Regions from separate parts of the Homo sapiens genome. Here region 2 is linked to region 1. The links are chromatin loops, found by intact Hi-C in ENCODE. Cell type or tissue: heart left ventricle. All regions are shown on one strand. Each heading gives the region's core, and the rest is flanking DNA. Links, peaks and the distances in the headings are about the cores only.

Region 1 (12,575 bases), core at 2,354-10,353:
AGGTCTCAAGAAAAGGCCCCAGAGTACAGGATTCAGAAAGCTCCCAGACAGCTCAACACATGCAGGCTTATAGGAAGGTAAACAAGAACTTATCCATCAGCTGGGAGGGTGGCACACCCTAACCCCAGAGACAGAAGCTACTGTGCTCAAGACCCTTCTAGACCTCACCCTATGTATCTCTTCACCTGGATGTTTATTTGTATCCTTTAAAATATCCTTGGCTGGGTGCAGTGGCTCGTGCCTGTAATCCCAGCACTTTGGGGGGCCAAGGTGGGTGGATCACTTGAGGTCAGGAGCTCGTGACCAGCCTGGCCAACATGGTGAAGCCCCGTCTCTACTAAAAATACAAAAATTAGCCAGGCGTGGTGGTGTGCACCTATAATCCCAGCTACTCGGGAGGCCAAGGCAGGAGAATAGCTTGAATCCGGGCAGTGGAGGTTACAGCGAGCTGAGATCGCACCACTGCACTCCAGCATGGGCCACAGAGTGTGAGACTCTTGTCTCAAAAAAAAAAAATAAAAAGAAAGAAACCTGAGAGTTAGGTATGGTGGCTCACACCTGTAATCCCAGCACTTTGGGAGACCAAGATGGGAAGATCACTTGAGGCCAGGAGTTCAGCCTGGGCAACATAGAGAGACTCCATCTCTACAAAAAAAGAAATGAAAGAAGACTGTGAAGATGAGTAAGTGTTTCCCTGAGTTCTGCAAGCCACAATAGCAAGTTAAACCCAAAGAGAGCACAAGAACTCCAACTTGAAACCTGTGGGTTATAATTGGTCCAGACTTACCACTGATACCTGAATGGTAGGGAGTGGCAGGCAGGGAGGGAGGGATGTGGGGACTGAGCCATCAACCTATGGGCTCTGAAACTATCTCCAGGGTAGAGAATGTCAAAACTGAATTGGAAGAGACCCAGTTGCTGTCCACTGCAGGATACACTGCTTGCCTTTTGGTAGGGAGAAAACCCACGCTTTTGGTCACAAAAGTCTTCTGTGTTGATTGTTGTTATTGAAAGAATAGAAAAAGCCCTTTGAGTGTGTTCTTTCCACACAGAATTAGTATTTCCATAATCATTTAGTACACAAAAAATCATAATTGAGTACTTTTTTAGGTGTTGCTAAATGCTGTCCCACAGGATTTAGCATTAATCTGCCAAGTTCACATAACAGGAAACGAACTTATCCACGGTCACAAATTCTTCAACCTGAGAAGGAGAAGAACTGAGGTTATGGAACATCTTTGTAATTCACCAGTATAATCCACCACACTTTCTTTTGAAAACAACTCATTTTTTCTGTAACCAAAATGGAAGAGAGGTTTTTTTCCCTATTTCTTTTCCCTGGTAGTATTTTCATGCTAAGGCCTAGAATTCCATTTGAAATCACCCAATAGAAAAAGGAGCTGAGAAACTTACTACCCAGGCTCTGGGAAGAAAAATAAGAATTTTTATAAGGGAATACAAGACTAGACTTTTTTTTTCCTAAAACCTACCAAAACCTACCTTCTTCTGGCATGTTTGGAAATACTTTAACTTCTCCATCCATCTCTAATAATATAGTGCATTTTACAGTTATTAAAAAACTGAAGCTGCTCTCCCTCGTCTCCCACTTTCCACGGTCTCCCTCTGATGCTGAGCCTCTCCCTCGTCTCCCACTTTCCATGGTCTCCCTCTGATGCCGAGCCGAGGCTGGACTGTACTGCCGCCATCTCGGCTCACTGCAACCTCCCTGCCTCATTCTCCTGCCTCAGACTGCCGAGTGCCTGGGATTGCAGGCGTGCGCCACCACGCCTGACTGGTTTTTGTATTTTTTGGTGGAGACGGGGTTTCGCCGTGTTGGCTGGGCTGGTCTCCAGCTCCTGACCGCGAGTGATCTGCCCGCCTTGGCCTCCCGAGGTGCCGGGATTGCAGACGGAGTCTCGCTCACGCAGTGCTCAATCTTGCCCAGGCTGGAGTGCAGTGGCGTGACCTGGGCTTGCTACAACCTCCACCTCCCAGCCGCCTGCCTTGGCCTCCCAAAGTGCCGAGATTGCAGCCTCTGCCCGGCCGCCACCCCGTCTGGGAAGTGAGGAGCGTCTCTGCCTGGCCGCCCATCATCTGGGATGCGAGGAGCCCCTCTGCCCGGCTGCCCAGTCTGGGAAGTGAGGAGCGCCTCTTCCCGGCCACCATCCCATCTAGGAAGTGAGGAGTGTCTCTGCCTGGCCGCCCATGGTCTGGGATGTGAGGAGCGCCTCTGCCCTGCCGCCCAGTCTGGGAAGTGAGGAGCGCCTCTTCCCGGCGCCATCCCATCTAGGAAGTGAGGAGCGTCTCTGCCTTGCCGCCCATCGTCTGAGATGTGGGGAGCGCCTCTGCCCCACTGCCCTGTCTAGGATGTGAGGAGCGCCTCTACCCGGCCGTGACCCCGTCTGGGAACTGAGGAGTGTCTCTGCCTGAACACCACCCCGTCTGGGAGGTGACGAGCGTCTCTGCCTGGCCACCCCGTCTGAGAAGTGAGGAGCCCCTCCGCCCAGCAGCTGCCCTGTCTGGGAAAGTGAGGAGCCCCTCTGCCTGGCAGCTGCCCCGTCTGGGAAGTGAGGAGGGTCTCCGCCCGGCAGCTGCCCCGTCCGGGAGGGAGGTGGGGGGCAGCCCCCGACCAGCCAGCTGCCCTGTCCAGGAGGAAGGGAGGTGGGGGGCAGCCCCCGCCTGGCCAGCCGCCCCGTCTGGGAGGTGGGGGGGCGCCTCCGCCTGGCCTCCACCCCGTCTGGGAGGTGTACCCAACAGCTCACTGAGAACGGGCCATGATGACGATGGCAGTTTTGTCGAATAGAAAAGGGGGAAATGTGGGGAAAAGAAAGATAAGATTGTTACTGTGTCTGTGTAGATAGTAGTAGACATAGGAGACTCCATTTTGTTCTATACTAAGAAAAATTCTTCTGCCTTGGGATGCTGTTATCTATAACCTTACCCCCAACCCCGTGCTCTCTGAAACATGTGCTGTGTCCACTCAGGTTTAAATGGATTAAGGGCAGTGCAAGATGCGCTTTGTTAAACAGATGCTTCAAGGCAGCATGCTCGTTAAGAGTCATCACCACTCCCCAATCTCAAGTACCCAGGAACACAAACACTGCAGAAGGCCGCAGGATCCTCTGCCTAGGAAAACCAGAGACCCTTGTTCACAACTGTTTATCTGCCGACCTTCCCTCCACTATTGTCCTATGACCCTGCCAAATCCCCCTCTCCGAGAAACACCCAAGAATGATAAATAAATACTAAAAAAAGAAAAAAAAATTCCCCCTTCCCATACAAATATGCCTAGCTCATAAAAGCAATCCTAAAAGAAAAAAAAAAAAAAAACTGAAGCTGATGGCTGGGCATGGTGGCTCACGCCTGTAATCCCAGCACTTTGGGAGGCTGAGGTGGGCAGATCACCTGAGGTCGGGAGTTCGAGACCAGCCTGACCAACATGGTGAAACCCCATCTCTACTAAACATACAAAATTAGGTGGGCATTGTGGCACATGCCTGTAATCCCAGCTACCTGGGAGACTGAGGCAGAAGAATTACTTGAACCTGGGAGGCGGAGGTTGCGGCAAACCGAGATCGCGTCATTGCACTCCAGCCTGGGCAACAACAGTGAAACTCCGTCTCAAAAAAAAAAAAAAAAACCTGAAGCTGAAATGAGTAAACCAATTTTTTCAAGGTGATAAACCCAGGGAGGGGCAGTGCTGACCTGAAACACTCAAGTGTCTGACTCAAGTGTCAGGTCACATCATCCTATCACTTGGGACATCCCCCCACCTCCAAGCTGCTCCCTGAAGTGCTCAGTGACCACCCTCCCAGAAGACACTCAACTGTGTGCTTTTCAGGTCCTTGCAACAACTCATTGGGGGTGGTTTTCTTCTTTCACTAGACTGAGAGAATCCAGAGGACAGAAATCATTTCTTCTTTTTTTTTTTTTTTTTTTGAGACGGAGTCTTGCCCTGTCGCCCAGGCTGGAGTGCAGTGGCGCAATCTCAGCTCACTGCAACCTCCACCTCCCGGGTTCTAGCAATTCTGCCTCAGCCTCACGAGTAGCTGAGATTACAAGGGTGCACCACCACGCCCAGCTAATTTTTGGATTTTTAGTAGAGTCGGGGTTTCACCATGTTGGCCAGGCTGGTCTTGAACTCCTGACCTCAGGTGATCCACCCACCTTGGCCTCCCAAAGTGCTAGGATTACAGGACAGAAATAATTTGGTTTCCTCCATACCAGAATTTGATTGGCTGACTAGCCATGTGTCCCCAAGGAATGGAAACGGGTTGGAGAAGAAAAGGCGTGTCCCAAGGGATTAGTTTTTTACAATAATGATATAGGAGACTGGTCCCACCCCATAGCATCCAGCTGCTCCCTGGGGAGGCCTCACCGCCACACCTCAGGCTCTTTGGGAGGAACGACCTAGGGGCTGATATTCACTAGACTTTCCCAAGAGACTTGGCAGCTGTAGGCATCTTGGGCCAGCCCCAGGTAGTCCTGAAACCCAGGATCAGGAAAAGGCAGAGGGTGGGCTGAGGTCGCATCACTGTAAAGTTTCCAAAGGGGAATCTCAACCCAAGACATTCTCAGAAGGTGTCTGTGCCTAGGGCAGATAAAAAGAGACACAAAGATTGTTTACAGCGGAGTGTCAGGTGGTTTTTCTCTGAAACGTTCACAAACACAAAACAAATATTTTTAAAACGGCCATATACTGCCCTCTAAAAAAATGACGATTAAAATACTGCCTGTGTTTGAAACATAGCCTGGAGGACGAAGAAGTGATACTGTTGTGAACTAAAGGAAATCCGTGTTATAAAATGCGGAAAGGGATCAGGAAATCCCAAATTTGCTGCCAGCCTTAGGAGAAGGTAGCCTAGGGACCACAGTCGCGGATTTGAGACCCTGCTTCGCGTATATTTGGGAAACTCAGATAAAATACAAAAGCCCCTGGTGAGAAAGAGGGAACTGGGGACCCCACAGCCTACAGCTCCTCTCACACGAACCCCATACTCGAGGCAGGATTTCCCCCATGACCCTCTAGTGGCCCCCGTACAATCTGGGGAGACACGGAGGCAGCGGGCGTGACTGGGGCAGCGGGCGCGGAGCTGACCAGAGAGGGCGCTGGGCCTGGGGCCACAGTCAGTTGCACAGGGACTGGACCGGACGGCTAGGGGTCTCGGCTGCCGTCGCAGCCCCACCCTGCGGCCTGAGAGGAACCAGGGCCGAGGTGCGCCAGGGGGACTTGGGTCTCAGAACCCAGAGTCAACTACGAAGAGGCCCGGGTCCCGCCACGGTCTATTCCTGCCGGTTCCAACCAGTCCCATCCTAGTCTCGGGACCCTCAGCCCCGCACACTCACCAATTCCTGGCTTCCAGGTGTCCCAGTCCTCCCTACGGCTCCTGCTGCCAGTACGGGTCCCAGTGTGACAGAGGATGCTACAGACACGTCTGTGGGTGTCTGTCAGCTACAGAGTAGGAGCCGCATTTAGAGGGGTGAAGATGCCGCGCACCCACCTCCCTGCAGTGCGCCTGATCCACAGTTCTCACGACCCCACCCCATGGCCCTGATTGGATACGGCTCCAGGTCCCGCCCCCTGGAGACCGAGTAACAGAAGAGGCGATCTCACTGTGCTGAGTGGAGCGCGATGAACAGGTTCCAGACACAGCCCTTGGCAGGCGGGCTTCCTCCCAGTGCAGTGACCCGACTCTCCTGGGGAGAAATGTGCACTTAAGCAGAATTTCCTGACTGATTGTACTAATGGCCCTTCCTGCTTCTTTTTCCTGGACCAGCAATCACAAGTGTGTGCTAGGAATCCCAGACTCACTGTCCAGTGGCGCCATCTCCTGGCCTTGGAGCAGGAGGGGGGCTCTGTCCTCCAGGAATCAGGAATTTGGCATGAGGCTGCTGGCGACATAGTCAAGCCTTTCTCCCATCTGATGTCTCAATCTGCTTATTTTCAAGAAAATAAAAACACATCGATAACAGGATAAAACTGTTAAATTCACGGAAAAGCTGGACTTATATGACAGCAATATTCTATAAAGGAATCAATAGAGAGAAAAAGCAAAAACATGAGCTAGCTCAGAGAAGCAGTCTTTCAGACGCAGTTCAGCAGGAAAACCCCAATTTAGAGGTTAAACATATTCCCAACCATGGGTGCCAGACTGTTGAAATGGGTCCCCAGAGGCCGGGTGCGGTGGCTCACACCTGTAATCCCAGCATTTTGGGAGGCCAATGCGGATGGATCACCTGAGGTCAGGAGTTCGAGACAAACCTTGCCAATACGGTGAAACCCCGTCTCTACTAAAAATACAAAAATTAGCCAGGCATGATGGTGGGCGCCTGTAATCCCAGCTACTCAGGAGGCTGAGGCAGGAGAATCGCTTGAACCCGGGGTGGGGCGGCGGGGGGAGCGGACAGAGGTTGCAGTGAGCCAAGATTGTGCCACTTCACTCCAGCCTGGGCGAAAGAGCAAAACTCTGTCTCAAAAAAGAAAAAAGATAAGAAAAAGAAATGGGTCCCCAGAGTGTCCCTGCCTCATTACCAAGTCATGGTGATGAGGCAAGATACATAAGGATTCAGCTCTGGGAGTTCAACTTGCCCTCTTGTCCCCTCTGCAGAGTGTGGCTATGCTCCCTCCTTTAAGTGTTAATAAAAGTTTCCAATCAAAAGCCAAGAAACTAGACACTGATTTTGAAAACATAAGGAATTCCTCGTATTTTATGAAAAACAAAGCTATTAGTCATACAGAACACGAATAGTACAATGGCAGACATAATGCCTTCGTTATCGGTAATTAAATGGAATAAACTTGCCAAACAAAAGACAGAGGCAGGGAGAATGAATCTTTAAAATATGATCAAATTGTATCCTGTCTACAGCACATTCATTGTAGATCTCAATACCCAAGTCAGTTGAAAGAGAATGAAAGAAAAAGATATTCCATGCAAATAGTAATGTAAAGAGAGCAGGGGTGGCTATACAATTGTCACACAAAATAGACTAAGTCAAAAACTGTTAAAAGACACAAAGAAGAGCACTATAAAAGGCTCAAATCATACAGAATATATAACAGTTATAAATATAATTGCACTAAATAACAGAGGCCCAAAATATATGAAGCAAACATTTTAAAAATTTAAAAGGAAGGTCAGGTGTGGTGGCTCACCCCTGTAATCCCAGCACTTTGGGAGGCCGAGGTGGGTGGATCACCTGAGGTCGGGAGTTTGAGACCAACCAGACCAACGTGGAGAAACCCCGTCTCTACTAAAAATACAAAATAAATTAGCCGGGCGTGGTGGTGCATGCCTGTAATCCCAGCTACTCGGGAGGCTGAGGCAGGAGAATCACTTGAACCCGGGAGGCAGAGGTTGCCATGAGCCGAGATCACGCCATTGCACTCTAGCCTGGGCAGCAAGAACGAAACTCCATCTCAAAAACAAAAACAAAAACAGGACAGGCACAGCGGCTCATGCCTGTAATCCCAGCACTTTGGGAGGCTGAGGCGGGTGGATCATGAGGTCAGGAGTTCGAGACCAACCTGGCTAACATGGTGAAACCCCGTCTCTACTAAAAATACAAAAAATTAGCCAGGCCTGGTGGCGGGCGCCTGTAGTCCCAGCTACTCGGGAAGCTGAAGCAGGAGAATGGTGTGAACCCGGGAGGCGGAGCTTGCAGTGAGCCAAGATCGCACCACTGCACTCCAGCCTGGGTGACAGAGCAAGACTCCGTCTCAAAAAAAAGAAAAAAGAAAAAAAGAAAAGGGAAACATCCATTACTCTTTACACCAGCAATTCCACTTCTAGGTATATACCCAAAAGAAGTAAAAGCAGGGTCTTACACAGACACATGTATACCAATTTCATAGCCATCTTAATTCACAGTAGCCAAAATATTACTGTAGAAACAACTCTTCCAGTCAATGATTTAATTCAATTACTCTCAAACTAGTTTTTAAATATATTTTTAAAATCTTTACAAAAAAAGAAAAGTGTTTAGAGTAGACACACAAAGTGTGGTTTCTCCGTGCAATGAAGTATCATTCAGACAGAAAAAGCAATGAATTCCTCATACATGATACAACCCGAATGAACCTGGAAAACATTATGCTAAGTGAAATAAGCCAGACACACAAGGACAAATTTTTTGTTTTGTTTTGTTTTGAGACAGAGTCTCACTCTGTCATCCAGGCTGGAGTGCAGTGGTGTGATCTTGGCTCACTGCAATCTCTGCCTCCCAGGTTCAAGCGATTCTCCTGCCTCAGCCTCCTGAGTAGCTGGGATTACAGGTGCACACCACCATACCTGGCTAATTTTTGTATTTTTAGTAGAGACGGGGTTTCACCATGTTGGTCAGGCTGGTCTCGAACTCCTGACCTCGTGATCTGCCTGCCTCAGCCTCCCAAAGTGCTGGGATTACAGGCATAAACCACCATGCCCAGCACAAGGACAAATATTGTATCCTTCCCGTTATATGAGGTGCCTAGAATAGCCAAATTCATAGAGAAAGTAGGATAGACATTATCAGGAGCTGGGGGGAAGGGAGACTGGGGACGTGTTTAATGAGTACCCAATTTCTGTTTAGAGTGATGAGAGAATGCTAGAGATCAATAGCTGCGTTGGTTACACCACATCGTAAATTTATTTACTACAACTAAATGGCACATTTTAAAAATGATCGAAATGGCAAATTCTCTGTTAGTATATTTTACCTCCAAACAATCTAAAAACTAAAGAAAAAAACATGATTCAAGCTACTAGGCATGAAAACAACATCTGGGATAACAAATTACACTGAGTGGAATAAACAGCAAATCAGATACTGCAGAGAAGAAGACGAGTGAACCTTGTGACCTAGCAGTAGAAACTATCCCAAATGAAGCACCCAGCAAAAAAAACAACAACAACAAAAAACAGAAAATCAGTGAGCTGTGTAGTGGGAAAATTACAAGTGACATAATATGCAAATAACAAGACTCTTTGGCAGAGGAAAGAGCATGACAAAAAATATTTCAACAAATACTGGTTTCACATTTGCCAAACTGGATGAAAATTATAAACCCAGAAATCAAAAAAGTTCAACAAACCATGAGCATATATGTATATAAATCTACACCAAGCACATCATCAGTAAACTACTTCACAGCAAGAACAATTAAAATAGCTTTAAGGCAACAGGAAAAAGACACATTAACTACACTGAACCAAAGATAGGATTCATTACATACTTATTACCAGCAACAGCGCAGATCAGGAGACCATAGAACAACTACCTTAAAGTAATGAAAGAACAAGTATATCAACTGAGAATCCTATATCCAGCAAACAATATCTTTCCAAATGAAGGGAAAATAAATTATTAATTCAGCCATAGTGAAAGTGTTTGTAATCAGCATACTTGCTCCATAAGAGACATCCCTAAACTGCATGGGTGCAAAGAAAAATGAAGCCAAGTGGAAATCCGGAAAGAAAGAAGAGGACCAGAAATGATAACCACTTCAGTAAACACAAAGGGTTTTTTACTATTTTTTATTGCTTTAAAAAAAATCATTGAATCTTTTAAAAAAGAAAAAGAAAAAGAACAATGTATTATGAAGTTATAAAATTATGATGAAGGCCGGGCGTGGTGGCTCATGCCTGTAATCCCAAGCACTTTGGGAGGCCGAGGCAGGAGGATCACCTGAGGTCGGGAGTTTGAAACCAGCCTGACCAACATGGAGAAACTCCATCTCTACTAAAAACACAAAATTAGCTGGGCATGGTGGCGCATGCCTATAATCCCAGCTACTTGGGATGCTGAGACAGGAGAATCACTTGAACTCGGGAGGCGGAGGTTGCGGTGAGCCGAGATCGCGTTGTCGTTGTTGTCCAGCCTGGGCAACAAGAGTGAAACTCCATCTCAAAAAAAAAAAAAAAAAAAAGGTGAAAAGTACCTGAAATAACCAAACAAATAGCCAAATAATTCTGAAAAAAAAACAAAGAAAATTTAGCAATCCTAATCAAGACAATGTCTTTGGCAAGTAGACAAATATATCCATGGAACAGAATAAATGTTCCAGTAACATTTCTACACATGTGGTCCAGTAGTTTTTTTTAATCAAAGTGAACAATTGAGTCAAAATTTCTCTTCTCAACAAATAATGCTAAAAAATAGAATATGCATATGCAAAAAGTAAAGACTGTAGATCTGTGTCTTGCACTATATACAAACATTAACTCAAAATGGATCACAAAACTGAATGTATAATCTAAACTATAAAATGTAAAGAAAATGTGGGTGAAATTATTTGACCTTGGGTTACGTTACAATTGCATACATATGACAAAGATGCAGAATCCATTAAAAATTGAGAAATTAAACTTCATTAAAATAAAAATTTGCTTTGTGAAGGATACAGTTAAGGAATTTTTTTTTTTTTTTTTTTTGAGACAGAGTCTCGCTCTGTCACCCAGGCTGGAGTACAGTGTCATGATCTCGGCTCACTGCAACCTCCGCCTCCCAGGTTCAAGTAATTCTCCCACCACAGCCTCCCAAGTAGCTGGGAGTACAGGCACACACCATCATGCCTGGTTAATTTTTCTATTTTTAGTAGAGATGGGGTTTCACCATGTTGGCCAGGCTGGTCTCGAACTCCTGACCTCAAGTGATCTGCCCGCCTTGGCCTCCCAAAGTACTGGAATTATAGGCATAAGACTGCTAAGGATTTTTTTTTTTTTTTTTTGAGACGGAGTTTTGCTCTTGTTGCCCAGGCTGGAGTGCAATGGCGCAATCTCGGCTCACCGCAACCTCTGCCTCTCAGCTTCAAGCGATTCTCCTACCTCAGCCTCCCGAGTAGCTGGGATTACAGGCATGTGCCACCATGCCTGGCTAATTTTGTGTTTTTAGTAGAGATGGGGTTTCTCCATGTTGGTCAGGCTGGTCTCGAACTCCCGACCTCAAGTGATCTGCCCGCCTTGGCCTCCCAAAGTGCTGGGATTACAGGCATGAGCCACCACTCCCGGCCTAGAGACTGCTAAGGATTTTTAAAGAATAGCCGTAGATGGGAGAAAATACATACAAACCATAATCTGATGCAGCAATTATATCCAGAATATATAAAGAACTCTCAAAAACTAATAATCTGAAAACAATCAATGTCATTAATACTTGACCACAGAATATTTTTCAGTGACAAATAAAAACATGAAATATCATTCAACATCATCATTCATTAAGTAAACACAAACTTAAGCCACAATTTTTTTTTTTTTTGAGGTGGAGTCTCGATCTGTCACCCAGGCTGGAGTGCAGTGGCACTATCTCGGCTCACTGCAAGCTCCGCCTCCCAGGTTCACACCATTCTCCTGCCTCAGCCTCCGGAGTAGCTGGGACAACAGGCGCCCACCACCACACCTGGCTAATTGTTTGTATTTTTAGTAGAGATGGGGTTTCACCGTGTTAGCCAGGATGGTCTCGATCTCCTGACCTCGTGATCCGCCCGCCTTGGCCTCCCAAAGTGCTGGGATTACAGGCGTGAGCCACTGTGCCTGGCATTAAGCCACAATTCTAATACCACTACACATATTTGGGAGTCTAAAATTAGTAAGATTGGCTATATCAAATGTTGGTGACAATGCGAAGCAACTGGAACTCTTATGACGTTGGTGGGAATACAAAATGGAACAGCCACTTGGAAAACAGTTTGGAAGTTTCCTAAGAAGTTAAACATACACCTGTCACAACACCCAGCCATTTTATTCCTAGGTAGAATAAAATAAAATCTTCTAAAGAAATAATCAGCTGGGCACAGTGGCTCATGCCTGTAATCCCAGCACTTTAGGAGGCTGAGGTGGGCGGATCACGAGGTTCAAGAGATCAAGGCCAGCCTGGCCAACATAGTGAAACTCCACCTCTACTAAAAATACAAAAATTAGCTGGGCGTGGTGGCACGCACCTGTAGTCCCAACTACTCAGAAGGCTGAAGCAGGAGAATGGCTTGAACCTGGGAGGCGGAGGTTGCAGTGAGCCAAGATTGCGCCACTACACTTCAGCCTGGTGACAGAGCGAGGCTGTCTCAAACAAACAAAAAAGAAATATCATATGTTCTTACAAACACTGGTATGTGAATATTCATATGTTTAATTCTTAATAGCCAAAAACTGAAATTAACCCAAATATCCATCAACAGCTGGAGAAATAAATTTTGCTTCCTCTGAAGATGGAATATTATTCATGTACAATAAAGAACTATTGGATGAAGCTCAATTATGCTGAGTGAAAGATGCCTGACACAGAACAGTACAAACTGCAGGATTCCATCAGGGGTGGCTGAGAGAGAAGAAGCACTAGGGTGGGGCAAGATTACCAAGGACCAGCGGGTAATGTTTGAGTCCGATGGATGGGATCCTTATCTTGAAAAGACTGTTTCACGAATACATATTTTTATGTCATTTAGAAAAATCTCGCTTTTCTGCCCGTGGACACCGCCGAAGAAGCATCGTTAAAGTCTCTCTTCACCCTGCCGTCATGTCTAAGTCAGAGTCTCCTAAAGAGCCCGAACAGCTGAGGAAGCTCTTCATTGGAGGGTTGAGCTTTGAAACAACTGATGA
Region 2 (12,575 bases), core at 2,920-10,919, 110 kb before region 1:
TCTCCTGCCTCAGCCTCCCAAGTAGCTGGGACTACAGGCGCCACACCCGGCTAATTTTTTTTATTTTACTAGAGACGGGGTTTCACCGTGTTGCCCAGGCTGAACTCCTGAGCTCAGGCAATCCACCCACCTCAGTCTCCCAAACTGCTAGGATTACAGGGGTGAGCCACTGTGCCTTGGCCTTACATAAACTTATATGAATAAAATTTACATTTTTTTACTTCCTTTTTTATTTTTAATTTTGTGGGTACATAGTAAGTGTATATATTTATGGGTTACATGAGATATTTTGAAAGAGGCATGCAGTGCATAATAATCACATCAGGGTAAATGGGGTCATCACCTCAAGTATTTACCCTTTGTGTTACAAACAATCCAATTATACTCTTTTAGTTATTTTAAAATGTACAACTAAATTATTTTTTACTATAGTCAGCCTGTTGTGCTAACAAATACTAGGTCTTATTCATTCTTTCTCTTTTTTTTATATCCATTAACCATTCCCATTCCCCACCCCCTCTACCCTTCTCAGCCTTTGATAATCATCCTTCTACTCTCTATCTCTATGAGTTCAATTGTTGCAATTTTTAGCTCCCACAAATAAGTGAGAACATGTGAAGTTTGTCTTTCTGCACTTGGCTTATTTCACTTAACATAATGACCTTCAGTTACATCCATGTTGTTGCAAATGACATAATTTCATTATTTTTATAGCTGAATAGTATTCTATTGTGTATATATAACACATTTTCTTTATCCAATCATCATCGATGGACACTTAGGTTGATTCCATATGTTTGCTATTGTAATAAATAAATATGGGAGTGAAAATATCTCTTTGATATACTGATTTCCTTTCCTTCTCTTTGATATATTGATTTCCAATCCCACCCAGCTGTGGGATTGCTGAATTGTATGGTAGCTCTATTTTCAGTTTTATGAGAATCTTCCAAACTGTTGTCCATAGTGGTTGTACTAATTTACATTCCCACTAACAGTGTACAAGGGTTCCTTTTTCTCTACATCCTCACAGCATTTGTTATTGCCTGTCTTTTGGGTAAAAGCTATTTTAATTGAGGTAAGATGATATCTCATTGTAGTTTTGATTTGCATTTCTCTGATGATCAGTGACGTTGAGCACTTTTTTATATGTCTGTTTGCCATTTGTATGTCTTATTTTAAGAAATGTCTATGCAGATCTTTTGCCCATTTTAAAATCAGATTATTACATTTTTTTCTATAGAGTTATTTGAACTCCTTATATATCCTGGATATTAATCTATTGTCAGATAGATAGTTTGCAAGTGTTTTCTCCTATTCTATGGGTTGTCTCTTTGTTGACAGTTTCCTTTACTATGTTGTTTCTTTTTTAACTTGATGTGATCCCATTTGTTCATTTTTGCTTTCATTGCCTATGCTTGTGGGGTATTACCTAAGAAATCTTTGCCTACTCCAATGTCCTGGAGACGTTCCTCAATGTTTTATTTCAGTAGTTTCATGCTTGAGGTCTTGGGTTTAAACCTTTAATCATTTTGATTTGATTTTTGTATATGATGAGAGATAGGGGTCTAGGTTCTTTTTCCTGCATATGAACATTCAGTTTTCCCAGCACCATTTACTAAAGAGACTGTCCTTTCCCCAATGTACATTCTTGGCACTTTTGTCAAAAATGAGTTCACTGTAAATGTATAGATTTATTTCTAGGTTCTCTATTCTGTTCCAGTGGTCTATGTATCTGTTTTTATGCCAGGACCATGCTGTTCTGGTTACTATAGCTCTGTAGTATAATCTGAGGTCAAGTAATGTGATTCTCCAGTTTTGTTCTTTTTGATCAGGATAGCTTTGGCTATTCCAGGTCTTTTGTGGTTCCATATAAATTTCAGGATTATTTTTTCTATTTCTGTGAAGAATGTCCTTGGTATTTTGATAGGAATTGTATTTAATCTGTAGGTTGCTTTGGGTAGTAGGCACATTTTAACAATATTTATTCTTCCAATCCATGAACATGGAATATCTTTCCATTTTTTGTCCTTTTCAATTTCTTGCATCAATGGTTTATGGTTTTCATTGTAGAGATCTTTCACTTATTTCTTAGGTTAAATTAATTCCTAGGTATTTTATTTGTAGCTATTGTAAAGAGGACTTTCTTGATTTCTTTTTCAGATTGTTTACTGTTAGCATATAGAAATGCTATTCATTTTTGGCTTTTTAATTTTTATTTTTTTTCTCCCAGTGATCCTTGTTCTGAAAGAAATGCTACTGATTTTTATATGTTGATTTCGTATCCTGCAACTTTACTGAATTTATTGGTTCTAGTAGTTTTTTTGTGAAGTCTTTAGGTTTTCCCCAAATATAAGATCATGTGATCTGCAAAGAAGGATAATTTGACTTCTTCCTTTCCAGTTTGGATGCCCTTTATTTCTTTCTCTTATCTGATTGCTCTAACTAGGACTTCAAGTACCAAGTTGAATAACAGTGGTGACAGTGGGCATCTTTGTCCTGTTCCAGATTTTAGAGGAAAGGCTGTTTTTCTCCATTCAGTATACTAGTTGTGGGTCTGTCATATATGACTTTTTATTATGTTGAGGTATATTCTTTTTATACTCGGTTTTTTTGAAGGTTTTTTTTATCATAAAGGGATGTCAAATTTCATCAAATGCATTTTCAGCATTATTAAAATGATCATATAGTTTTTGTCCTTCATTCTGTCAATATGATGTATCACATACTATCCTTGCATCCCTGGGATAAATCCCACTTGGTCATGATAAATTATCTTTTTGATGTGTTGTTGAATTCGGTTGCTAGTATTTTGTTGAGGATGTTTGCATGAATATTCATCAGGGATATTGACCTATAGTTTTCTTAATGTGTCTTTGCCTGGTTTTGGTATCTGGGTAATACTGGACTCAGAATGAGTTTGAAAGTATTCCTTCCTCCTCTATTTTTTTTTTCTTGAGGTGGAGTATTGCTCTTTCTCCCAGGCTGGAGTGCAGTGGTGTGATCTCAGCTCACTGCAACCACTGCCTCTCAGGTTCAAGCGATTCTCCTGCCTCAGCCTCCTGAGTAGCTGGGATTACAGGCACGTGCCACCGCACCTGGCTAATTTTTGTATTTTTAGTAGAGACGGGGTTTCACCATGTTGGTCAGGCTGGTCTCGAACTCGTGTCCTCGTGATCTGCCTGCCTCGGCCTCCCAAAGGGCTGGGATTACAGGTGTGAGCCAGCGCACCTGGCCTCCTCCTCTATTTTTCAGAATAATTTGAGTAGGATTGGTATTAGTTCTTTAAATGTTTGGCTCATGCCTGTAATCCTAGCACTTTGAGAGGCTGAGGTAGGTGGATTGCTTGAGCCCAGCAGTCTGAGACCAGCCTGGGCAACACTGCAAAACTTTGTCTCTATAGAAATTAGTTGGGCATGGTGGCATGCACCTGTGGTCTCAGCTACTCAGGAGGCTGAGGCAGGAGGATCACCTGAGCCTAGGAGGTCAAGGCTTCAGTGAATCATGATTGCACAACTGCACTCCAGCCTGGGCGACAGAGCGAGACTGTCTCAAAAAAAAAAAAAAAAAAAAAAGAGTGGACATGGTTTAGTTTGAAAAGTCCTTTGGTAAGTTCAAGCCAAAGGCTGAGGGCTATTTAAAAACATTAGTCATGGAGTGGCAGAAAATTGTTTTGTTGTGAATTAGCAAACTGAATGTTGATCACATAAATTGGGTCATTCTTGCCAAACTCAACTATAAGAGTCAACAGGCCAAGGGGGAAAAGCACTCAGGGCACGTACCAATGCTCCAAGCATGTCATTCTCTGCCAAGCTGCTGAAACAGCCAGTTGTATCCTGAAACCGGTTTTATCTAATAGTTACTGAAACAACTTGCTGTGGCTCTAAGAATAGTTTTACTCATTGCCATCATTTCCCGATCAGAACTTTCCAACTCCCAAAAACCTTACTAGTGCCAATGAACTTTCTTGAAGAACCATATGTAACACTTCTCCTTTTCATGAAACCTCCAATGTTCTCTGTTTTTAAGACATACCAAAGACCACTTGGTCTGTGTGTATGCCCTGAATTACAAGTATTTCTTCCCAAATAAAATGTTTTAATTTCAGAAATTCATCTTTGACATATCTGGCTTTCTGACATTAGACACTTCCATGAGTCTACAGTCCCTTTTCTTCAGTTCTACGAACCAAAAAGCTCTGACAACTCTATTTTGTAAGGTAGGCATGAACCTGACATCAAGAAATAAGAGGCTATTTATTGGCTGTTTTGTTCTGTTTCAAGTATTTACTCATTTTGTTGTAGGAATATTAATGAGTTTGATCTCAGAGTGCTGTTTCAGTTTCTACTGAGAACACTACATTATCTATGATATATTAATTATCTCAGCTTCTTACAGATGAAATAACAGGCTCAAAGAGGCGCAGTGACTTGCCCAAGGTTGTTTCACATCTAGAGAGAGTAAAGAGTAGAATTGAGGTCTTCTGCCCCCTTCACTTGTTTTTTGTTGTTTTTTCCTCATTGCACTGTACTGCTTCCTCATGATATACCTCTGAAGACCATCTTGATAAATTCTTCTGTGTGGAAGAGTTTAAGCAATCACATTCATCTTATTTGACATTTTCTTCTATTTGAGACAGGGTCTCACTGTGTCACCCAGGCTGGAGTGCAGTGATGCCATCACGGATCATTGCAGCCTCAACCTCCTAGGCTCAAGCAATCCTCCCACCTCATCCTCTGGAGTAGCTAGGACTACAGGTACATGTCACTATGCCTGGATCATTAGAAAGAAAATTTTTTTGGTAGAAATTAGGTCTTGGTATGTTGCCCAGGCTGGTCATTCATAGGTGTTTAAAGTGTGATAAATGGATGATTTAAGTCTGATAGAACTTTTACACATATTATACATTTAAGCATATACACATGGAAGCTCCTGGGAGTTGGTTATGTTTACATGGTGGAAAAAAAACCCTTCAAAATAATTATTAGTTTGAGAAAAATACATCAATAAATAATTTCTACGTCAACACATTGTTTTTTGTTGTTGTTGTTGTCGAGATGGAGTCTCGCACTGTTGTCCAGGCTGGAGTGCAGTGGCGCCATCTCGGCTCACTGCAGGCTCCACCTCCTGGGTTCATACCATTCTCCTGCCTCAGCCTCCCGAGTAGCTGGGACTACAGGCGCCCGCCAACACGCCCAGCTAATTTTTTGTATTTTTAGTAGAGACGAGGTCTCGCCGTGTTAGCCAGGATGGTCTCGATCTCCTGACCTCAGGTGATCCACCCTCCTCGTCCTCCCAAAGTGCTGGGATTACAGGCGTGAGCCACCGCTCCCGGCCTTGTCAACACATGTTATATGTAAAAAAGCTAATCAAATGTGAGCTTCCAACAATTCCCTCTGCTTCATTCTTCTGACTTTCAACAGATCATGGTTAACACCAAGGGCTCTGTGTCTGAGGTTTCACATGTTTACGTCACCTATTTTAAATGGTCTCAACCTCACTCCACCACCACTGACCCATCAAATCATTTCCGCAGCTAAATCCGAAGTATTCTGTAAATAGCTTTCCCTTTCAAGGAGTCTAACTGGACTCAGGTTGAACTCCCTTGTGGCTCTCTCATGTTCCTTGATTTATTCATTTGAAATTGTCTTCCAGAGCCGGGCGCGGTGGCTCATGCCTGTAATCCAAGCACTTTGGGAGGCCGAGGCGGGTGGATCACGAGGTCAGGAGATCGAGACCATCCTGGCTAACACGGTGAAACCCCGTCTCTACTAAAAATACAAAAAATTAGCTGGGCGTGGTGGCGGGCGCCTGTAGTCCCAGCTACTCGGGAGGCTGAGGCAGGAGAATGGTGTGAACCCGGGAGGCGGAGCTTGCAGTGACCCGAGATCACGCCACTGCACTCCAGCCTGGGTGACAAAGCGAGACTCCGTCTCAAAAAAATAAATAAATAAATAGTCTTCCAGGAGAGATTGTGATATACTAAGTGAGGACCTCATCCATTTTATTTGCTTCTCTTCTCCCTAACCTGCTACACTACTTCTTCATTGAAGGCACAGAATATTTTAAACTGACCATCACTTGCTGTAAATTCTGGAGATCTCAGCACAATTCAGAAATCCACACCCTAAAGGAGTTATGTGTGGATGTTAATGCCATCCTCACCACGAGAGGGAGTTCGTTGTCTCTTTTTCTGCAAATCGGTGCAAAGCAGTTTTTTTTTTCTTTTGAGACGAAGTTTCGCTCTTGTTGCCCAGGCTGGAGCGCAATGGTGCGATCTCGGCTCACTGCAACCGCTGCCTCCCGGGTTCAAGCGATTCTCCTGCCTCAGCCTCCCGAGTAGCTGGGATTACAGGCGCCTGCCACCACGCCCGGCTAATTTTTGTATATTTAGTAGAGACGGGATTTCACCATGTTGACCAGGCTGGTCTTGAACTTCTGACCTCAGGTGATCCACCCTCCTCGTCCTCCCAAAGTGCTGGGATTACAGGCGTGAGCCACCGCGCCCGGCTTTCTTTCTTTTTTTTTAAATCTACGGGATAACACTTCATAAAAGTAACAGTGACACTATTCAGTTTGGTTCATTTATATGATTTGACTTTTCATAGGTTGTTAAGAAAGCAGTAAAGTCTGTGAACCTAATCGGATTTCCCTGACTCTGAAAAGTGTATTAAAAAAAATGTATATATGGAAAGGAGTAACTGAGGTGACAGAAAGACTTGCTGAGGAGGTGACATGTGGGATGGGACCTGAAGTAATGTATTAGTATAAAAAGTCAGGTCAGAGGATTCAAGGAAGATGGCAGAATAAAAAGCATGAAGAATCTGTATCCCCCACCTGGATTTGCATTGGCAGAATCCAACTCATGTAGCTATTTTGAAACTGCGGATACTATTAAAAGCTTGCAGCTTCCAGGGAAATAATTGGCTAATAAAATTGGGTTAATTTCGGTCAATTTCAACTCTTAGTTGAGTCAGCAGCCCTGACTCATTCCCCCTCCTCAGCTCCATGACAGGTAGCTATGCATAAGTTCTAACAGCAGTCTGCATGCAGTTTTGGGGGGCCAGGGTGGACAAAAAGGACCTGTCTTCCAAATATTGGGGATCTGCGCACTGCTTGATAATTGTTGCTTCTGATCACAGAGTTACAGACAAAGAAGTGGTGGTGACTGTTGCTGCTGCATCTCTCTCCATTTTTTGAAGGCCCTTCCCCTCCATCTGAAGTGACTTCCAGGCTGGTGCCTTTTATTTTTCCCTTAATGCTTTTATTCCTCTCCTTTTGAGAGCCACTGAAGATTAGGTTGTGCAAAAATAACCATACATGCAGAGAAAATTAGACAGTTACCACACATGCCCAGGGACAGGTGCAACTAAGAAAAGACCTGAGAAGAACTTAAGTTTACACCTTAGGCTGTTCCTCAGCCCACAGACACCTGACAATAGTGTTATTTTAAAACTATCTTATATATTTTCTTTTATTGATACATATTTTACATATATATAAGGTACACATGAGCATTTCTTGCATGCATAGAATGTGTAATGGTCAAGTCAGCGTATTTGGGGTATCCATGATCTTGAGTATTTACCACTTCTATGTGTTGGTAACATTTCAAGTCCTCTCTTCCAACTACTTTGAAATATGCAATATATTTTTGCTAACTATAGTTCACTCTAGTATGCTTTCTAACATCAGAACTTATTCCTTTGATCTAAATGGAAATTTGTACATATTCACCAATTTCTCTTCATTTCCCCTTCTCAGCCCCGGATAACTTATTCTATTCCCTATCTCCATGAGGTGAAGTTTTTCACCTCCCACATATAAGTGAGAACATGTGGTATTTGTCTTTCTGTGCCTGGCTTATTTCACTTACCATAATGACCTCAAGTTCCATCCATGTTGTTAGCAATAACATTTTACTCTTTTTTATGGCCAAATAGTATTCCACTGTGTACATAAACATTTTCTTTATCCCTGTGTCCACTGATGGATGCTTAGGTTAATTCCATATCTTTGTTATCATGAATAGTGCTGTGATAAATATGCAAGTGCAAGTATCTCTTTGATATACTGATTTCTTTTCCTGTGGTTATACTTGGTTTGCTGGATCATGTGGTGGTTCTATTTTTAGGTTTTTGAGAAATCTACATACTGTTTTCCACAGTAGTTGTTCTAATTTATACTTTCACCAACAGTGAAAGTTTTCTTTTCTCCACATCCTCATCAGCATTTGTTGTTTTTTATCTTTTTTAGTAAGAACAATTCTAAGTAGAGTATCTCATTGTGGTTTCAATTTGCATTTTCCTAATCATTAGTGATGTTGAACATATTTCCATATACTTTTTGGCCATTTGCATGTCTTCTTTTGAGAACTGTCTGTTCACATCCTTTTCCCACTTTAATGGGATTATTTATATTTTTTGCTGTTGAGATGTTTGAGTTCCTTGTATATTTGGATATTAGTCCCTTGTCGCATAGTTTGCAAATATTCTCTCATATTCAACAGGTTTTCTCTGCACTCTTGTTGTTCCCTTTACTTTGCACAGCTACTTTTTAGTGTAAGATAGTCTCATTTGTCTATTTTTATCTTTGTTGTCTGTGCTTTGAGGTATTAGCCATAAAATCTTTGCCTAAACCAATGTCCTGAAGTATTTTCAATATGTTTTCTTCTAGTAGTTTTACAGATTCAGTAGGTCCAATTGTTAAAGAATGTGATCTTCAGGTACAATCCTGTCATGCAACAAAGGCTCCAGGTCACTTGAAGGATAACAAAATGCCTATAACCACTGGAAGGTTTGGTGATGTAAAGAAAAAGAAGGAACAGCTTCCTATAATATTTGTAGCTAAAGCAGCTGCAATTATGGAGATGAAACCTTCAACACTTAAAGATCTTATACTCGCAAACTCCACAGATCCTGACATTGTTGCTGACATGTACACGTACTTAGGACAATGAATGACAGTTGTATTTGTACTGAACATGTAGACTTTTTTCTTGTCATGATTCCCTAAATAATACAAAAGCAACTTATACAGAATTTACAATGCATTGTGTATTATAAGTAATCTAGAAATGATTTAAGATATACAGAAAAATGTGCCTAGATTATATGCAAATATGCTGTTTTTAATATCAGGGACTTGAATATCTCTGAATATAGGTATTCCTGAGGGTGCTGGAATCAATTCACCTCAGAAACTAGAGAAGACTGTATTCAAAAGAAACTGAAGCTACTAAATGCTTTACCACATTGTTTACATTCATAGTGGTTCTCTGCAGTTTGAAATCTTTCATGTAACTGAAATGAATTAGGACTAGTAAATGCATTTCTACATTCCTTACAGTAGTAAGGTCCATTGCTAGTATGTTATAATAACCACCTTTGAAAGTTTGCTAGACAAAGAAAGTTTTTTCATATTCCTCACATTCATTATATATATATTTTTGAAGTATGAGTTTGGTCATGTTTTCAAAAGGTACTGAAAAAAATGGAAGGTTTTAGTACATTTTTATATTCATACAACTTTTTTCAGTGTGAGTCTCTTATGTATTTGTAAGAAGCTGAAAGTACTTAAGGCTTTCTCACATGTTCAACACTCATAGGGGTTTTCTCTAGTGAGTCATTTCATGTTTATGAAAGGAACTGATACAATGAAATGCTTCCCCACATTCTTTACACTTATAGGGTTTCTCCATACTGTGGGTCCTTTCATGTTTATGAAAGGCACTGGGACAATGGAATGGTTTCCCACATTCCTTACATTTATACGGCTTCTCTCCAGTATGAACTCTTTCGTGTATTCGTAAGTAACTTGAATGACTGAAGGCTTTACCACATTCCTTGCATTCATAGGGTTTCTCTCCAGTGTGAGTTCTTTCATGTCTTTGCACTGAACTGGGATAATCAAAGCCTTTCCCACATATCTTACATTTATGAGGTCCATTTCCAGTATGTGTTATCATGTGTCTTCGAAAGCTTGAGAGATCAGATAATGCTTTCCCACATTGCTGACAACCATAGGGTTTCTCTCCAGTGTGAGTCCTTTCATGTAGTTGAATGTAACTGGAAGACCTGAAGCCTTTCCCACATAGTTTACACTTATAGGGTCTCTCCCCAGTGTGAATTCTTTCATGTCTTCGAAATGAACTGGGAGAATCAAAGCTTTTCCCACATATCTTACATTTATGAGGTCCATCTCCAGTGTGCATTATCATGTGTCTCTGAAAGCTTTTCAGATGAGAAAGTGCTTTTCCACACTGCTTACATTCATAGGGCTTTTCTCCAGTGTGAGTCTTTTCATGTACTCGAATGTAATTGGAAGACCTGAAGGCTTTTCCGCATTGTTTACATTTATAGGGTCTCTCCCCAGTGTGAATTCTTTCATGTATTTGAAGGTAAGTGCAACAAATGAAGGCTTTTCCACATTGTTTACATTTATATGGCTTCTCTCCAGTGTGAGTAGTTTCATGATTTCGAAAGTAATAGAAATCACTAAAGGCTTTCCCACATTCACATTTATAGGGTTTCTCCCCAGTATGAGTTGTTTCATGCCTTCGACATAAACTGGGAGAATCAAAGGCTTTCCCACATACCTTGCATTTATGAGGTCCATCTCCAGTGTGCGTTATCATGTGTCTTCGAAAACCTGTGCAATCAGAGAATGCTTTCCCACAATACTTACATTCATACGGTTTCTCTCCAGTGTGAGTTCTTTTATGTCTTCGAACTGAACTGGGAGAAAGAAAGCCTTTTCCACATATCTTACATTTATGAGGCCCATCTCCAGTGTGCACTATCATGTGTCTTTGAAAGCTTCCAAGATGATAAAATGCTTTCCCACATTGCTTACATTCATAGGATTGTTCTCCAGTGTGAGTCCTTTCATATAGTTGAGTGTAACAGGAACAACTGAAGGCTTTCCCACATTGTTTACATTGATAGGGTTTCTCTCCACTGTGTGTTCTTTCATGTCTTAGAGTGGAACTATAAGCAGGAAACGCTGTAGAACACTGCTCATATTCATATGGTTTCTCTTCAGTGTGAGTTCTTCTAAGCATATGAAATAAACTAGGCCAAATAAAGGCGTTTCCACACAACTTACATATACGAGGTCCATCTCCATGGTGTGCTGCCATGTGTCTTTGAAGGTTTTCAAGAGAACTGAAGCTTGCACATTCCTTACAATCATAGAGTTTCTTTCCATGCTGAGGTCTTTCATGTATTTGAAAGCAGGGCTGATAACTGAAAGCTGTCCCACATTGTGTATGTGTATATGGCTTCTCTCCATATTCTTGATACTCACATGGTTTGTGTTCACTGTCAACTCTAACGTAGCAATTAAGAGATGAACGACCCATGAGGACGTCTGTACACTCACTGCTTTCCCATGGATCTACTCCAGGTATTTTCTCGTTCACAATACTGTCTTGAGTCTGGGTAAAGGGTCCTCCACATTGACTATTATCTTTAATTTCACAGGCTCTCTCTACCATATGACATCTGTAAAAAATAAGAAGTACATTAGTAAAGGTTTGTTTATAAATGATTTTGTATTAATAAGTATTGGATTTACATTTCTTTTCTTTCTTTCTTTTCTTTTTTTTTTCTGAGACAGGTTCTCGCTCTGTTGCCCAGGCTGGAGTGTAGTGGTGTGATCTCAGCTCACTGCAACCTCCACCTCCCGGACTCAAACCATCCTCCCACCCCAGCCTCTCAAATAGCTGGGTCTACAGGCATAAGCCACCACACATGGCTGATTTTTTTTTTTTTTTGAGACGGAGTCTCGCTCTGTTGCCCAGGCTGGAGTGCAGTGGCGCAATCTCGGCTCACTGCAAGCTCTACCTCCCCCGGGTTCACACCATTCTCCTGCCTCAGCCTCCCAAGTAGCTGGGACCACAGGCGCCTGCCACCACACCTGGCTAATTTTTTGTATTTTTAGTAGAGACGGGGTTTCACCATGTTAGCCAGGATGGTCTCGATCTCCTGACCTCGTGATCTGCCCACCTCAGCCTCCCAAAATGCTGAGATTAGATTTTTGTATTTTTTATAGAGACGAGGTTTCACCATGTTGCCCAGGCTAGTCTTGAACTCCTGAGCTCAAGCAATCTGCCCACCTTGACCTCTTGTAGTGCTGGGATTACAAGGGTGAGCCACCATACCCAGCCTTTCTTTTTCTTTTTCTTTTTTTTTTTTTTTTTTTGAAACTGGGTTTTGCTCTGTTGCCCAGGCTGGAGTATAGTAATGTGAACAGGGCTTACTGCGGCTTTGACCTCCTGGGCTCAAGCAACCTTCCTGTCTCAGCCTCCCAAGTAACTGAAACCACAAGCACAGGCCACCATGCCTAGCTAATTTTTGTATTTTTTGTAGAAAGGGCGTCTTGCCACGTTGCCCAGGCTGATTGAACACCTGGGCTCAAGCAGTCTTCCTGCCTCAGCTTCCCAAATAGTTGGGATTACAGGTGTGAGCTATCGCACCTGGCCTGGATTTACATTTCTAACATTATCATGCAAAGTGTAGGTCTCATGCCCTCTTTGAACATGAATGGACAGAATGATGTACAAGGTAACTCAA

Evidence for each region. A loop is a pair of places that touch in the nucleus more often than their neighbours do. Peaks named below come from ENCODE experiments on the same cell type or tissue, not always from the same donor. Only the 100,000 strongest peaks of a DNase experiment are listed, where the experiment ranks them.
Region 2: it touches region 1 in a loop (12-fold over the local background); 25 of 110 quality-filtered maps call a loop at or near these places.

Annotation. Positions count from the first base shown.
Region 1 is chr19:11,666,948-11,679,522 of GRCh38, reverse strand. It overlaps the pseudogene HNRNPA1P10 and the pseudogene ZNF833P. Among named protein-coding and RNA genes, the nearest start is that of ZNF823, 66 kb to the left of the region's middle. RefSeq lists an enhancer at 4,650-5,207. In heart left ventricle, for the core only: CTCF peaks have their summits at 5,619 (motif pointing left) and 5,832 (motif pointing left); DNase peaks (open chromatin) are centred at 2,432, 5,542 and 5,812; H3K4me3 peaks cover 1,416 bases; H3K27ac peaks cover 315 bases.
Region 2 is chr19:11,778,948-11,791,522 of GRCh38, reverse strand. ZNF441 (zinc finger protein 441) reads right to left here. Exons shown (of 4, transcript NM_152355.3): 4 at 7,445-11,504. The coding sequence ends at 9,617. Among named protein-coding and RNA genes, the nearest start is that of ZNF491, 13 kb to the left of the region's middle. RefSeq lists a silencer at 10,012-10,212. In heart left ventricle, for the core only: a CTCF peak has its summit at 6,149 (motif pointing right); no DNase peak of the experiment used is centred there.